Regions from separate parts of the Homo sapiens genome. Here region 1 is linked to region 2. A link is a contact called in ENCODE Hi-C or POLR2A ChIA-PET data. All regions are on one chromosome and are shown on one strand. The core of a region is the stretch at or near the end of the contact, and the rest is flanking DNA. Distances in the headings are between cores, read along the strand shown. Region 1 overlaps ZNF423 (zinc finger protein 423). Region 2 overlaps ZNF423 (zinc finger protein 423).

What was found. Hi-C counts contacts between places; a loop is a spot of excess contacts on that map. ChIA-PET counts read pairs that join two places held with the same protein, here RNA polymerase II (POLR2A). Pooled maps may share reads with other maps.
Region 1: a loop to region 2 is called in a pooled map, with 2.0 times the contacts of the local background. The contact joins two enhancer-like sites. A Hi-C loop is called at or near these places in 3 of 168 maps with a recorded cell type or tissue (GM12878, right cardiac atrium and vagina) and 3 of 50 pooled maps. POLR2A ChIA-PET finds 5 or more read pairs at or near these places in 1 of 52 experiments (activated CD4-positive, alpha-beta T cell).

Annotation. Positions count from the first base shown.
Region 1 is chr16:49,482,571-49,487,685 of GRCh38, forward strand. It overlaps ZNF423 (zinc finger protein 423), which reads right to left. Exons shown (of 8, transcript NM_001379286.1): 8 at 4,954-5,115. Among named protein-coding and RNA genes, the nearest start is that of LINC02179, 19 kb to the left of the region's middle. RefSeq lists a silencer at 1,936-2,115. Within about 2 kb of position 1,966, at least 8 of the 41 ENCODE cell types and tissues checked have a DNase peak (open chromatin) inside an H3K27ac peak, as active enhancers do.
Region 2 is chr16:49,572,558-49,577,681 of GRCh38, forward strand. All of the region lies in intron 5 of ZNF423 (zinc finger protein 423), which reads right to left. Among named protein-coding and RNA genes, the nearest start is that of LINC02179, 110 kb to the left of the region's middle. Within about 2 kb of position 2,919, at least 9 of the 41 ENCODE cell types and tissues checked have a DNase peak (open chromatin) inside an H3K27ac peak, as active enhancers do.

The DNA of each region.
Region 1 (5,115 bases), core at 716-3,215, 91 kb before region 2:
AGGAGCCCAGCCTTAACAGACACATCACCTGCTTTCCCATCTCAACTTTACCACCCTCTAGCTGGTAGAGGTGACCCCAGCTTCCCTCACTGTCAAACAAGGACAAAGATCATGAGGAATAAGTGTCTGGGAGTGCCAGGACTCAGAAATTAGCAGAGCAGCACGGTGTACCTTGCACTGTGCTGGGTGCTGTGAAGATTTAGGAGCAAGAACAAACCCAGGAAGCACCTGAGGGGAAATCGCGGGAGGGCAGGGGGTTGCCTGAAGGTGGTGGCTCTTGAGCTGAACCCCGAAGGAGCTGTAGGATCTGTTTGGGCCCAGGAGAGGAGAAATGTAATTATAGACAGAGATGTCAGGAGGCAAGGCAAACCCACGGTGCCTGGAGACAGGGTGGCCAGGGGGCACCTGGGAACCCAGCCAGGAGTCCTCAGGCTGTCAGGGCAGGCAGTTCTCCTTCAAGGAGGCCGATCAGAGCTCTTACTTCGTTAAGAAGACAGTAGGGCCAGGGTAATGTCCTCGTTGTATTCTCAGAGCTGATTTTCTTTTCTGTTTTCTATGAGACTTTAAAAGCCATCAGCTAATAAAACTGTCCTTCGGGTGCTCAGTGTGCCACAAAGTGTTGCCAAGTGCAGCACATCCTCATATCCCCTCCACAGTTCAGGGTGCAGACATCCTTCTCCCCAGTTACAGATTCAGAAGCCACCCATGAGCCCCATCGCAGATCCAGGCCTCCCAAGGAAGCCTCATTCGCACAGAAAGCTCTAAAGCTAAGATCATCTCAGACAGCTGTGATTAAACACTCATTTCACAGACGAGGAAACCGAGGCCCTGAGTAGGAAAGGGGCTTGCCCAGAGTCACAGGGGGAAATGATGACAGAGAAGAGCATGGATGCCCAGCCCAGCGCCCGTGGCTCTGCATGAGAAACACACAGCAAGGCCCTGGTCCGTGCTTGCTCGGGTGATGCAGGGGTTACCATCGGTGGCTCTGAAATTCTCTCTCAGTATTTCTGGGGTTGTCTGTTTTGAATCAATGGTCATGTCATCCCTCAGAAGTGCAGGGAGAGAAACCCAAGTCCAGGGAGGTCCAGTGGCCAGGCAGAAGTCACAATGCTACTGAAAGGCCCAACTGGAAACTGACCACAGTTCCAGCAGCCCCAGTGCCCTGACTGTAAACCCCACTCTCAAGGCGACTGCATGGGTAAGGGACCGCCCAATTGGATGGGAAGCACCAGAGGTGTGGAGAGCCAGAGGGGCAGGAGTTTGGAAGACCACACGGACGCTGCAGAATGTTCTGGAGACTCTGACATCCCGGAAACCCCCAAGGGTAGGGGCTGGTGGAGGGGAGGGCAAAGCAGGGGGCCGCAGGCCACATGCTTCAGGACCCAGCCGGCAGGCTGGAGGATGGTCCTTCGCTGGGAACTGTCTCTAGGCCTCCCGAAAATGCCAGGCCAAAGAACTGGGCAGGCGCCCCTCTTCCGCCAGTGACCTTGACCCAAGCTGGGCTGGGCTTTCAGATACGACACGGCCCCTTCCCCTCTTATCCTCTTCCCAAGGTCGTAAAATGAGTCGGCTTCTGGGTGGCAGGACTTTTGCAGGGACCCTCGTTTGCAGTTCTTGCTGGGGCTGGAGCGGTGTGGGGCCCGTGACTGGGCTTGGCGTGAAACTAGAAGCGGCCAGGGCAGGTGTAAATTATGCATAGCTATTTCTGGAAACTTCTCAGATTTCTCAAGAGAGAGAAATTAATTTGCCTGTTTGGGCAAATAACACCAATTTTTTTTTCCCCTGCTTAAGGTCATTTTGTTAAAATAAAATTGATTAACGTTCTCTTTAAAGTTTAAGTAGAAACTGCTCAAACATATTTTTATGCATAGAAGCACGGTTTGCGCCCTTCAGTAATTAATAACTCCACAAATAAGGTAACACCAAGCCGCTCGCAGCGCACTCAGCCCGCGGCCCCCAGGTGGGTGGGGCCGGCCCGATGCGGGCCAATCAGGGCTCAGGGGAGGGAAGGGGCGGGCCGGCCGCGCACCAACCCCAGGCTGGGGCCGCCCCGGCGCTGTCCCGGCTCAGGCAGGTCAAGGATCCGCCCAGCTAGGAGCAGTCCAAGTAGAGGCTGACCCCAGTGGACTATCACCTGGAACCAACCCCAGTGATGAGAGTATCAGGAGCTAACCACTTCTCTCCTTCTCTCCTTCCCTCCCTCCCTTCCCTCCCTCCCTCCTTCCCTCCCTTCCTTCCTTCCCTCCTTCCTTCCTTCTCTTTCTCTTTCTTTCTTTCTTCTTTCGAGACAGGGCTTCGCTGTGTCATCCAGGCTGGAGTGCAGTGGTTCAGTCACAACTCACTACAGCCTGGAACTCCTGGGCTCGAGTGATACTCTGCCTCAGTCTCCCAAGTAGCTGGGATTACAGGCAGGGCACCACGCATGGCTGATTTTTATTATTATTATTATTATTTGTAGAGACAGGGTCTCGCTATGTTGTCCGCACTGGTCTCCGACTCCTGGCCTCAAGTGATCCCCCCATCTAGACCTCCCAAAGTGCTGGGATTACAGGCATGGGCCACTGTGCCCGGCCTGGAGCTAGCCATTTCTTATGTGCTCTGCTCAAGGGCTTCTTGGGGCTGGGAACAGGGCTTTGGAACCGGACTGCCAGCATTAGAATCTGAGCATTGGGCAAGTTAGCATCTCTTTGCCTTAGTTTCCTCAGTTGTAAAAAAGAGATAACAGTACCCACGTGATAACGTTAGTTATTGTGTGGATTAGGGGAGTTAATACACGGTGCCTAGGAGAATACCAGGCACCAATAATGTTATTAAACGTCACCGTCATTCTTATTTTAATTTCACAACTTTGTGAGATAAGTATTATTTTTTATTTTTCCCATTTACCAATGAAAACACTGAGGCTCAGAGAAGTTAAGGGCTTTATTTGAGGTCACACCGCTAGTAAGTGATAGAGCTGAGGTCTGAATCCAGGTATCATAGTCCGCAGAGCTTAGGCTACAAGTTGTCTTCATATACATGCTTATCTTCCCCTAGACCTTTTAAATTGTCATGGATTCACTTTCATACGCAATATCTGCATTCATTTAGTAAATATCTTATCTGCTCCAGATCCTATGTAGGGTGCTGGATATAAGGGCATTTACTAAGAGTCAGGCTCTGCCCTCAAAGATAGTCAGAGACAGGTGGGTGGAAGGTGGGGACAGCTTGGGTAGTCATTAGTGCAGTGTTCCAAGCCTTGCTGATTCTCACTTCTTCCAGGCACAGGGCAGGATTGCACTTCCTGGCCCTGTGATAGAATGGGGCCATGTGACAATTGCTGGCCAATGCATTGTGAGTCTAAGAGCTCTGTATTTGTGTAAGTCCCAGGCAAGAGCACTGAACTGCCAGTTCTCTCTCTCTCTCTCTGCTTGGTTGCTGACCATATTTAAGGGGGTGGCTGCTCCCTGATCCTAACTTCTGAGTGACCTTGATGTGTTAAGGAAGCCCCCTGGGTATCCAAGATGGCTATGGAATATGAGTCAGAAAGAAATCTTTGTTGTGTTAAACCATGAGAATTTGGGTCCTTTTGTTAATGTGCCATATCCTAGCCTGTCCTGACTGACAGACAGTCCCACAGACAAATAGGTATAAAAGGCAGTACTGTGCATGCCCAGGGATGGACTTACACACCAGGTAGTATCAGCGTTCTTATTATGAGAGCATTTTACTTAGCTGCGGGGGTCAAAGTGGCCTGAAGAATAAACTGGGCCAAGACTAGGGTGAGATGAATGAGGCACTTCCTTTGGGACCAAAATTTAAGTGAATACAAAACAAACAAACAAACAAAAAGCCAGAGTAATACTTTCATGTTTCTGAAAATAAAAATTAATGTAAAAAATGATGGAAAAAAATGGCAAAGTGTTAAGTAAAGACAGAATCTGATGCTACATTTGTGCCATCCCGCCTCACCTGCCAAATCCCAATCCCAGCCCTGCTTCCAGTAAAACTTTATTTTCAAAAATGGGCTGCCAGCCTGCAGGCTACAGCCTGCCAATGTGATTTTAAAAATATTACATGAAAATATTGTTTATTTGGATTACTTAGCTTTTTGGCACCCACTTAAGTTTTGCTCCCAGGGGAGTGCTTCACTGATCTCACCCAAGTCTTGGCCCCAAGAATTAGACAGCTGAGCTGGGTCTAAAAGTAGGAGTTAACCTGGGGTGAGGGAGCGGGAGAAGGGAAGGGCATTCCAGCAAGAGGAAGCACCATGAGCAAAGGCATGGAGGGAAAGGACAGCCAGGGGCATGCATGGCAAACTGTACTTTATTTGGTGCTTTTGGAAAGAGATCAAGCAAGATAGAGTTGCAAATATTCAGCCTTTATTGAGTGTTGTGAGTTTTCTCCTGTTCTCTGACATCAAGAGTACTGCACAGGGTATATAATCATGGAGCACTCTCCTGGCAAGTCTGAATGAGCCAAAATCAACTGTAAGTTGTAAAATAGTGGCACCGTGGACTTGCTTTGAAGGGTAACAAGCATATGGGGGATAAATCCTTGTAGGGTGTCTCTCTCTTCTCCAAAGGCAAGTTCCAAGCCATACCAATAAATACATAACACCACATGTCACAGGTGCTATGATAGACAGGAACCAGAAGTGATTACTGGGTTAGTCAAGTTACCTCATGGTTCAAATGGCTTCTGGAACACCAGCTATTGCAGTCACATTCCAGCCATCAGACAGATAGGAGGAATGAACTCATTTCTTCGCTTTCAGGACAATTCTTAGAATTTGCACATACTGCCGTTATTTATATCCTACTGATAGAACCTATGGCGACCAATAGCAATAGGACCACACCTAACTTCTGGGAAGGATAGGATATATAATCTGCCCCTTCCCTTCTCCAAGGTAACCTCTGCTCAGCTATAAATTGGTTACTTTATTAATGAAAAGAAAGAGAACCAGCAGTCTTTCCTGTACAGTACAATTTCACTTTATTCATCGTTGTCATCATGATTGTTATAATAAAATTAACAATGGAGTCAGACACCCCAGGCTGGAAGGTGAGGCACCCAAGTTATAGTCGCAAGTCTATCCTGAATGGTATGATCTTGGACAAGATTCTGAACTTC
Region 2 (5,124 bases), core at 1,669-4,168:
GTGGGCTTCTTTCTACAGGCACTGAGGAGCCCACTGGAGTCTTTGAGAAGTGGCATGATCAAGTGTGGTACTTCCAGATTGTGAGTAACGGCACGAGTTGGGAAAGGCTGCTTGTGGGGAGACCAGCTGACACGCCACTACCATAGCTCAAGGAACTGTGAGGAAGGTGTGGATGGAGCAGGTGGTGGTGCTACAAAGGACGAGAACATGAGGCCTCCCACAGTGCACACTGGAGAGGGATGCTGGCAATGGGAGGAATGGAAGAGCAGGTCCTAGGCAGAGCTGTGGAGAGACTCAACTGTTGTCATAATCCTGGCTCAATAGTCTCTTACAGAACTCATGTGACCAACTCATGTGACCTGGGTTAACTTAGGTTTCTACTGGTTGAGAATGATATGGAGTGCATAGTACATGTAGGCTCTCCATAAGGGAGAGCGGGAAGGTTTGGCTAACTAGTGGACAGGTAGATGGATGAATGGGTGCGGAGTGAATAAGCAAATGGGCGAGTGAATGGTGACTTAAATATTTGGATGGATATATGAACATGTGGACGATGGATGATGGGTGGATGAATGGACTGATGGAAGGTAGAAGTGGGTAGAGGAGTAAATGGATACATGGATGGACCAGTGGATGCATGGATGTGTGGATGGACTGATGTATGTCCTGCAGTAACTCCCAGCAGAACATGTCTAGAGGATGCTGGGAGACTCCAGGCCAGTGAATATATTCTGGGTTTATAAACCATGGGGTATCTCCTTGGCTTACCTAATCACTTCCAATTGAAACCTCTTCTCTCCCAGCTCCATTGTCTTACTCCATTTTCTGTTGCTATAACAGAATGCCACAGACAAGTAATTTATCAAGAAAATAAGTTTATTTAGCTCATGATTCTGGAGGCTGCAAAGTCCAAGAGCACAGAGACGACATCTGGAGAGAGCCTCCTTGCTATGTTGTAATGTGGCACAGGGCATCACATGGCAAGAGGACAAGTGTGTGCCTGTCTACTCAGGTCTCTCCTCTTCTGGTAAAGCCACCAGTTCCATCATCTGGGCCTACCCTGATGACATTATCTAATCCTAATTACCTCCCAAAGGCCCCACCTCCAAATGACTCAACATACGGATTTTGGGATTAAATCTCCAACACATGAAATTTGGGGGACACATTCAAACCATTGCATCCATCCTCTGCATTCAGAAAGATAGTCCAACAGAAAGATCTGGAATCAAGAGACCCAGCTGATTACCAATTCCAGTTTTGCTCTGATGTGCTGAATGACCTTAGACAAGCCCCTTCCCCTCTCTGGGCTTCTCTTTGCTATCCAGTTCAATGAAGGAATAGGACTAGATCAGGGATGCGTACATGTGGTGAGCCTGCTGATCATCCCCACGCCTTCATCCATACCTCACAGCAAGCCGTACCAATCTCTAAGGAATCACTGCACGGCTGAGCCCCATTTGCCAGGTGATCTTTAAGGAAAGTGGTTCTCAAACTTTAGTGAATCAGAATCAGCTGGAGAGTCTTTTAAAACAAAGATTACAGGCTGGGTGCAATGGTTCACACCTGTAATCCCAGCTCTTTGGGAGGCTGAGGCGGGAGGACTGCTTGAGGTCAGGAGTTCAAGACCAGCCTGGGCCACATAGTGGGACCCGCTGTCTACACAAAATTTTAAAAATTAGCCATGCATGGTGGTACATGCCTGTGGTCCCAGCTAATCAGGAAGCTGAGGCACGAGGATCACTTGAGCCAGGAGTTTGAGGCTGCAGTGAGCTATGATAGCACCACAGCACTCCAGTGACAGAGCAAGATCCTGTCTCTAAAAAGACAAAACACTGATTGCCAGTCCTCACCCAGAGTTTCTGATTCAGCAGTTGTATGTGGGGCTGGGAATTTGCATTTCTAGCAAGCTCTCAGGTGATGCTGCTGCTGATGCTGATGCTGCTGGTCCTTGGACTCTACTTGGAGAACCACTGATCTAGTGACCCCTGCTCTGAGAGTCTTGGTGAAACCTAGTAGGTATCCCCATGTGGGGGACAGCTTGCCATACCTAAGACTGGAAGCCTGCTGGAGCCACTGTTGCCTCCTGTCATTCAAAGGCATCCTTGAACCCAATGACAGGGGCACTCTCCGCCTACAGCCAGCTGCACTCCAGGTCGTGCATCCCACCTCGCCCTGCCCTGCTCCCTCCTGCTTTCCCTCTCTCCTGGAGCCTGGGAGAGCACCAGGCCTTCTGCTGCCTGTGTGCTGCCTGCCCCTGCTGCCCTCAGAACAGCTGTGGGCTTAATTATCAAAATAACATTTTAATAGTCTCATAACTGAACTCCCTTCAAAACATGCCAGCGGAGGAGGTGGGAAGGATTCTTTTTAGCACCTCTTCCCACCCGACTTGCTAATCGGAGGCATTTAAACTGCTAGAAGGCCCAGATGCCCGGCCCTGCCCATGGAGCCCCTCCTGCCACCACCAAGGATGCAGCTTCCACAGGCGGATCGAGGGGTCGGGCCCATACCAGACTGCCAGCCGGAACCAGGAGTCATTGCAGGAGCCACACTGCACCTTCGTAATGAGAAGAAAGTGGCTCATTCACGCGAACCCAGGCATCACTCAGGAAAGTGGATATGCTAAGAGAACTTAGGCAATTCATTTGCGATCACCAGGGGTTTCACTTGCTTTCAACACATTTTTTTTAGATTTAAAAAAAACTGCTATCACCAGCATTAACTCTGGCTCCCCGTCTCCCTGCCATTTCATGTAATAATTCCACGGGGAGTCCTGGCGGGTATTTAGCTCCTAATTTAAGCTCCACTAAACAAGCCCAACGCAAAACTAGCTTCTCAGATCAGCAGTTTCCCCTCCTACTTGCCGCAGCCCCTTCACTCTCTAGGTTCTTCAGGCCTCTAACATCACATCCGGCCAGCATTCACAACACCCGGGCTGTGAGCTAAGTGCAGAGCATGTGTTAGGAGTGGCTGCCCCAGTCCTCGTTCAGCAGCACAGGGAGATAGGCCCGACTGTGCCTAGGAGGAAATGAAACCAGGACAGGCCACATCCCCAAGCTGTATGGCTAGCAGTGGGTGGGGCTTCGACAGAGGCCAGGCTGGAGGGCACCGTGCTACCTCCGGCAGCATTTGCCCTGGGTGTCCCGACTTCCAAGCCAGCCCTTCTCAAACTTGACTGAGCATGCAAATCACCTGGAGCTCTTTTAAAAACACGGATTCTTGTTTGGCAGGACCAGGTGAGGCCTGGCCTTTGGTACTTCTCGCACACTCTGAGACACTGCAGATGGTGTAGGTCACTGGCCCACACTTGGAGGAGCCTGAAGGAGGCACGGGCTGCCCTCCAGGGTGGTTAGATCAGAGACTGAGTGCAGGCTGGGAGAAGCAAAGGCCAAACTCTGTCTTAGGGTGGGGTCCTTTTTCTCCCCTGGCTCTCTCCTGATCACCCCAGATAGTGCTCCTGACTCCTGGGAGAGACAGAGGGGCAGGGCTATTTCAAAGGTCAGTGTTCTCATCTTACCCTGTTCATCCCGTTTCTCAAACTCCATACCCAGACATGGAACCAGAAGTTTCCTTTGCTCTCTGGAGGAAATTGCCAGAACCAGACAAATCCCTTTGGCCCTCATCATATTTCCTGCTGCCCGCATTGACCACTTACTGTATACCAAGATAGACACTGGGAACACTGGGAACAGCAACCGTGGCTGTGGTCCCTGTGCTCAGGCAGCTGACTGGGGTGCCTGGCCAGCTGCTGTCCAAGGGAGCTCATGGTGCCAGGTGAACTCGTGGTGGGGGCAGGGGCAGAGGCAGGGGTGCAGGCAAGAGCAGTAGCTGGGCTGGGCACTGCCAGGTGCCCTGAACCTTGACAGAGTCAAGTCTATTGAGTGTTAGCCCCAATGCAACTACATTCACTACCAATAAAAACGGAGGCCACCATGCCACTCGTGGACACTACCTGGAGGCAGGCACTCTTTCACAGACTTGTAGACTCAGGCCACTGCAGTCCGTAGCTCAAGGCCAACCCTTAGCAAATTGGCCCCTACCCATCAGAAAACTGGTCCTGTTGGAAAACCCCCAGAGCCCAACTCTCTGCTGCCCACACAGTCTGCCCCAGTAGAGTTCAGAGCCCTGAATTCAAGTCCTACCTTTGACTTTCCAGTTGCTGTGACCTTGGGCAAATTAGTTTTCTTCTCTGAGCTGAATTTTTTCCATTGGCACTGGGTGTGATTCCCAGGGTCTAGCCCAGAGCAGATACTGTATGATAAGGAATAGATGCGCATATATTCTTTATTATATGTAGTCTTTGAAGTGAAAGGCCTTTACCTTTTTAAAAATGTAGTTTAATACTATTCAATGAAGCAAGTGATTACTAAACATTTACCAAATCCAGAATTTGGGGGCCAGAAACAGAGGGCACAGATGAGAAGACAGGCAAGTCCCTGTTCTCAAAAGAATCTGGAAATAACTGAGATGTGCCAAATGGATGTGACAACATTAAAGACAACCCGGGCAGACAATGAGGCAGTAAGGTTGGGTGTCCAACCACCCAGGGCAGACAATGGAAGACCTGGGGTCAGGCCAGCTGGCGTGGGGGGGTGGGGTCCCTGCAGGAGCGGTGCTGTGAGCCAAGTCTCCAAGAATGGGAAAGAGTTGTAGGAAAAGAAATCAACCACCACAGCCATAATAATGTCAAACATTTATGTACTCATTGCTACTCCATGTCAACACTGATCTATGCACTCTACATACTTAGCTTATGTAATTCTCACTAGCACATAAGGAGAGGGTACCGTTATCATCACCGTTTTACTGAGGAGAAAGCAGGCACAGTGAGGTTACATGACTTGCCTAGTTGCCCAGAGAGCAGAGTGCAGAACTGAGGCTCACACCCAGACAGACGCCAGGGCCCCATGTCCAGCAAGGCCCAGCGACCAGCCAGGAGCCAGCATCTCCACAAACAGAGAAAAGGAGGGCTGGGACATCCCTCCAAGCAGGGTCAAAAGAGAAGGGAAATGTGGTGCAAGACTTGGAAGGTAAGGCAGGCAGTCCAGCAGCCGCTCAACTTGCAGCAGGTAAGTGCAGGAGGAGAGCAAGGCCAGGAGGTGACTTAAGGCCTGCAGGAAACCT